Regions from separate parts of the Homo sapiens genome. Here region 2 is linked to region 1. The links are chromatin loops, found by intact Hi-C in ENCODE. Cell type or tissue: MCF 10A. All regions are shown on one strand. Links, peaks and the distances in the headings refer to the core of each region. The heading gives the core; the rest is flanking DNA. Region 1 overlaps KIDINS220 (kinase D interacting substrate 220). Region 2 has its middle 11 kb from the start of ID2.

The links. Hi-C counts contacts between places; a loop is a spot of excess contacts. Peaks named below come from ENCODE experiments on the same cell type or tissue, not always from the same donor. Only the 100,000 strongest peaks of a DNase experiment are listed, where the experiment ranks them.
Region 2: a loop joins it to region 1, with 6 times the contacts of the local background. A loop is called at or near these places in 2 of 110 quality-filtered maps.

What each region holds. Positions count from the first base shown.
Region 1 is chr2:8,803,039-8,805,952 of GRCh38, reverse strand. KIDINS220 (kinase D interacting substrate 220) reads left to right here. Exons shown (of 30, transcript NM_020738.4): 8 at 2,826-2,914. Among named protein-coding and RNA genes, the nearest start is that of KIDINS220, 33 kb to the left of the region's middle. RefSeq lists an enhancer at 2,047-2,096. In MCF 10A, for the core only: no CTCF peak of the experiment used is centred there; a DNase peak (open chromatin) is centred at 1,762.
Region 2 is chr2:8,691,822-8,694,735 of GRCh38, reverse strand. No RefSeq gene overlaps it. Among named protein-coding and RNA genes, the nearest start is that of ID2, 11 kb to the right of the region's middle. In MCF 10A, for the core only: a CTCF peak has its summit at 1,285 (motif pointing left); no DNase peak of the experiment used is centred there.

The DNA.
Region 1 (2,914 bases), core at 234-2,733:
GTGTCATCGGTGATTTTGCCATTGTGGGAACATCATAGAGTGCACTTACACACATCTGGCTGGTATAGCCTACTCCGTTCCTAGGCTCTATGGTATGGCCTGTTGCTTCTAGGCCTGTGCAGTGTGTTACCGTACTGAATACTGCAGGCAGTTGGGAGACAATGGTATTTCTTTATCTAAACATACCTAAACACAGAAAAAGTACAATGAAAGTCCAGTATCATAATCTTATGGAACTTATGTCATATATGCCATCTGTCATTAATCAAAATGTGCTGTGCATATTTTGGTTTTTGTCCGTGGTTCCTGGCTGACTGCTCCTATAACCTGTGTAATTTCATAAGTGACTACAGCAATAAGAGTATCTTTGGTTATATTTGGCCTTTTGTCCTGGGTTCTTGAAACAGCTCTGGATCAGTTCCAGAGTGATAAAGATGAAATATAGTCTTTTGTTACTTATCATAAGCCCCTTTTAACCACACTTGAGCTTATGTTAATGAGGTTATTTTTGGAAAGTTTCTAGATAACCCCACTGGTTGAGGTGCTGGTTGCCAGGGACACCAACCATGTGCTCAGAGGGTTGGAACTCACAGCCCTAACCCACCACCTCTGGGGAGGGGAGAGGAGCTAAAGATTGCATTGATCATCATTGACCAATGATTTAATAAATCATGCCTTCATAATGAAGCCCACATAAAAACCCAAAAGGACTGAGTTCAGGGGGCTTCCAGGAAGATGGCCAAGAACACATCCCCGTACTGGGAGGGTGGCATAGCGCAGCTCCATGGGGACAGAAGCTCCTGTGCTCAGGACCCTTTCAGACCTCATCCTATGTGTATCTTCATCTGCCTGCTCATTTCTATCCTTTAAAATATCCCTTATGGAAACTGGTAAATAGTACTTCCCTGAACTGTGTGAACTGCTCTAGCAAATCAATCAAAGCCAAGGAGGGGGTTGTGGGAGCTCCAATTTACAGCCAGTCAGACAACCTGAGCTTTCATTGGCATGGGAAGCGGGGGCAGTCTTGGGCACCGAACACTTGCCTGTGGGGTCTGATGCTACCTCCAGGTAGGTAGTGTCAGAATTGAGTTGGAGAATACCCAGCTGGTGTCTGCTGCAGAATTGATTGCTTGATGGATGTGGAAAAACCCCACACATCTGGTCATAGAAGTATTTAGTGTTGTAAGAATTTATGTGAAATGGAGTTTGTTTTTTCCTATACGTAGTACAAATTGTTTAATAAACTGTTCAAATCAAATGGTTTTTAATATTGGGGAAAACATTGTGCTGCATTAAAATATTTTTCTTATAAAATTTAAAGTAATATTGTAATTTTTGGGATATTTTTAGCTGTGCCTTATTTTCCCTCTTCAATGAACAGATTTTTAAAAATCAGAAATCAGCTGTCAGAAGCCAGAAAGCTTAAAAACTGGTTAGATACATCTTACTGATTAGCAATTTTTAATTCCTCATTCCCCAGCCTGTGCCAGTTGTGTTGGAGAGGTGAAGAAGCCTGATATCACTTTTCCCTTGAGCCTATAAGAATATGGTTAAAAGAAACAATATTTATGCATAAGAAACAGTTAAAATAATACAGACTGCTATTTATAGAATTAGTATGTTACATGAGTGGATCATAAAGGATTCTGAGAAGAGACAGTACCAGATCTTGGGTCATAGTGAAACAAGAGTAAACTCTTTATGTCATACTTTTTGGCACACTATCAACCAGTTCCTCCTGTTTGCATACTGGCAGGAGCTGACTCATTGCAAACCTTCAAGGCGTAGGCCCTGTTTTTGTGCTGGTGGAGGCAGCATAGTCCGTAGGCAGCTGCAGATGACATACCTTCCACCTGCCTCCTCTGGACAGTTGGTCAAGTGAACAAGTGGCTTGTTTCTGTGATGATTGATGGCTCAAGAATTTGAAAAGGCTGTGTTATTTTAATATGTGGGAGAATGACAGCTCAATTTTGGGGGCTGACCCAAAATATTTCTATAGGGAAATTGTATGACAGCTTGAAGTAGATGAACATCTCAAGAAGCAGTTTTAATACTACTTCTGGTAGTGAGTCACATTCTTCTCTTAGTTGATTTATTGTTTGTTTATTTAGAGACAGAGTCTCATATGTTGCCTAGGCTGGTCTTGAACTCCTGGCCTCAAATGATCCTCCTGCCTTGGCCTCCTTAAGCTTTGGGATTATAGGTGTGGGTCATCGTACCTGGCCTGATTTATTGTTATAAAATAGATGTGCAATTTTTAAAAGAATTACTTAAAATAAGACAGGTTTTGAAAATGTAGTTTCTAGGTTACTATGAAAGCCAAACAGTATATTACACTTTTCTTGAAATAGCTCATGGCTATTAATTCATTGTTTACTTTAGTGTTTTTTATGGGTTTTATTATAAAGAATTCTTGAAGTCTGATTCACCTGACTTTGGATTATTTAATTTAGAATGTGTTTATATATAAACACATTCTATATAGGTGTTAAAATAGTCACCCTGCCAACTATTTTATCCTTCATTACTGAGTTAGTTTATTGTAAATGAGTCCAATTTCAGATTATCATTTAAATAACTGAACTTCATAATAGCTCTAATGACTGAAGATCATTAATGTATTTTCAAAAACAAAAGATACCTCCTAGCCATTTTTGGTATGTTTCTTGCTATTTATTTTGGCATTTTACTATTGGAAATGACAATAATAGGCCACCTATTTGAAAACATTAGTTTTATGATTATGGCATAAATCATATATTTTCTAGAATACATTAATTTCTTGGGCTTGCGTTTTGTTTTGTTTTTGTTGTTGTTGTTTTTAGAATTCAATGACTGCACTTATTGTGGCAGTGAAAGGAGGTTACACACAGTCAGTAAAAGAAATTTTGAAGAGGAATCCAAATGTAAACTT
Region 2 (2,914 bases), core at 202-2,701, 110 kb after region 1:
GTGATGGCAAAAACCACAAATAATTTTGCACCAACTTAATAATTACTACGAATAATTTCCGTTGCTGCAAAGCGATTGTGATAAAACAGGTTGTGATTAAAATTTTATAATGTGAAGTTTGGGTGCCGTGATTTTGACAACTTTATCTTGACACAGTATTATTAAATCAATAATAATAACAACAAATGTGTAACCTATAAACGAGAAACATTAAAAGAAATGTGGCTGCTAAATAGTTTGGTTCCATCACTCTCCTGCGCAAAGCTCTCCAAGGTCCCAGTTTACACAAAGTAAAGGCCAAAGCTCTTAGCGCGGCCTGTGAGGCTGGGTGTGATGGGCCTCCCCCATCCTGTCCGTTCTCCTCTCCTCGCACTGGGCCCCTGGCTGCCTTGCTCCGGCCCACTGTCCCCCACCATGCCCCACCGCTCCCCCACCACCCACCGCTCTCCCCCAGCCCTCTCCCCCACCAGCCCCCATCCCCCCACCTCCCCCCAACAGCTCTCCCCCACCCCCGTACCATCCCCCACCGTCCCACCACCCCCCAGCCCCCTCCCCTGCCCCCCATCAGCCCCCACCACTTCCCACCAGCCCTCCCCCACTCCCCGCCAGCCCCCACTGCCCCCACCGCCCCCCATCAGCCCCCCACCAGCTCCCAGCCCCCTCCACCCCCTCCCCGTCACCACTCCCACCGCCCCTCACTGCCTTCAGGTGGGACTTCCCTGGATGGCTGCTGCCGCCGGGCCTTTGCACGGGCCGCACCCACTGCCCGATTCCCCTTCCCGCAGATTCTGCGTGTTCGGCTGCTCCTGTTGTCCACGGTGCTCTCATGGAGCCTGGGGTACCAGTCAGGGCCCCGTCAGGAGACAGAAACCCCCCGAGCTCTCAGAGAGAGAGTAAGCTTGCTAACTAGCTAGAATGTGTTAACTGGGGAGCTGAACAGACAGCACTCCAAGCTGTCACCGAGGCAGTGCCGCAGGCAGCATGCCCCCCAGGATGAGGGAGCAGAGGGGAAAGGCGGGAGTGACTGAAGCTCAGAAGCTGGAGGAGGGTCCCTGTGCCTGGGACGTAGAGCCTCTATGCAGGGGCCGCAGGCTCAGGGACGGGGGCCATCAGGCTGGTCCTCTGAGTGTGGGGAAAAGCGCGGTCTGGATTCAGGCGCAGCCACAGGGAGGCCAGGGTGAAGAAGTGCTGGGCGGGGCTGCTGGGACCCCCAGGTGGACGGGAAGTCCCCGGGAAGCACACGGGCTGCGGCCGCTCCCATCCTCCCGCCGCCCCGCTGCGGCTGCTCTCTCACGCCCCCAACTGGCCATGCTAACCCGGAGTCGGCTGAGCTCTGCAGGGTCCCGGCGACCGGAGGTTGAGGACAGAAGACAACACCTTCATACTTCATAACTGGTCACCTAGGTTCTGTCTCCTCTTTTTCCCTGCTTTATTTGTCTTCGAATGCATATGAGACACACTCATGGTCTGTCTCCCATTGCTGGAATGCAAGTTCCACAGGGGCAGGGATCCCGGCTGTTTCATCCCAGTGTCGGCAGCACCTAGAGCCACGCCTGGCGTAGTCCCATGCATGTTTGCCGAATAAATTAATACATCAGTGTAACTCCATCGACACGTCAGAGACTTTCAGTGGCAAGAGGTGTCCCCGTTTTTGCAGGAGCAGCTCGCTAGGGTGGATGTTTTGTTCCTGTAGACAATAGATGATACAACAAAAATAATTAGCAGGAAGAGTCCTGCTTTTTACCCCTTGGCCTGTGTGAGCTGGCATTGCCCTGCAGCAAACGCGGTTTGCAGGGAGAGCACTCAAGGGCGTCTACTTGTTTGGGGATGATTCTCTAAAAGTCATTGTCAGGTACAAAGCCAGGACTTGACAAACTTGTCCAAAAATTTCCTTCCCAGTCAAGATATTTTTAGATTGAATCAACTTAACTGGTTTGGATTAAATTTAAACTTGAAATTTTCACTCTTTAAAATATTTTACTTCAGGCAATTAAAGTTTCAGTTGACATTTTTTAGAAGTCTTTTTTTTTTCCTCCCCTGGGAGGCTTTGGCGAACTCTGGTAAAATTACAACATTAAGAATGGCCTTGTCCTTTTCTCTGCCTAACTTGCTTCCATAGGATTTTTGAAACATCAAATATTGAAGAATTGTGTGCTTAAGAACTTTCTCTCAGAACTGATGAAACTTATTTAGAGCTTATTTAGAAGATTATGTTTGTAAAATAAAACTTACAGCGTTGTCCCTAGGTGGAGAATTAACTTAAAACTAAGACCACATTCCAAGAAGTGGCATAATCATATACGTGGAAGTACACACGCCATTCTACTTATAATGGCAGCAGGCAGAAGAGGAAGGGAAGCCAGGACGTTCCTAGGCTTCGGCCACTTTTCTTTGCTGCCAAATGCTAAGATCCATGCTAGGCGCCCCTGTCATAGCCATGCAGCGTCTCAGTAGGAGTGAAAGTAGTTCAGAGCCAGAAGGGCGGAGAGTTCAATTGCTGTCTCAGTCAAGGTCAATCTTGAGGAAGTGAATGAGGGTGCCAAGCAGTGTGTCAGGAGGCCAGGGCCTTTTCAGAGAGTTGGGCAGTGGGGGCATCTCTGTGCTCCAGTAGATAGAGGACTGGGTTATTTTTCTAACTTACTTATCACAAACATTCCCAAACATATGCAAAAGGAGTGAACGGAGGACACCTATGTGCCTGTCACTCAGTGGTGACAGCGGCAGCATTTCACTATATCTGGCTCATCCAGCCCTACTCCCTTTTTCTTTTTCTGGAGGATTTTAAAGCAAATATTATATATTATGTCATTTATCCTTACAAACTTCAGTATGCATCTCAAAAATACCAATTTCACACCTAAGGAAACAAAATCTTCACTATTATATAATACCCACCCCTCACTCAAATTTCCCC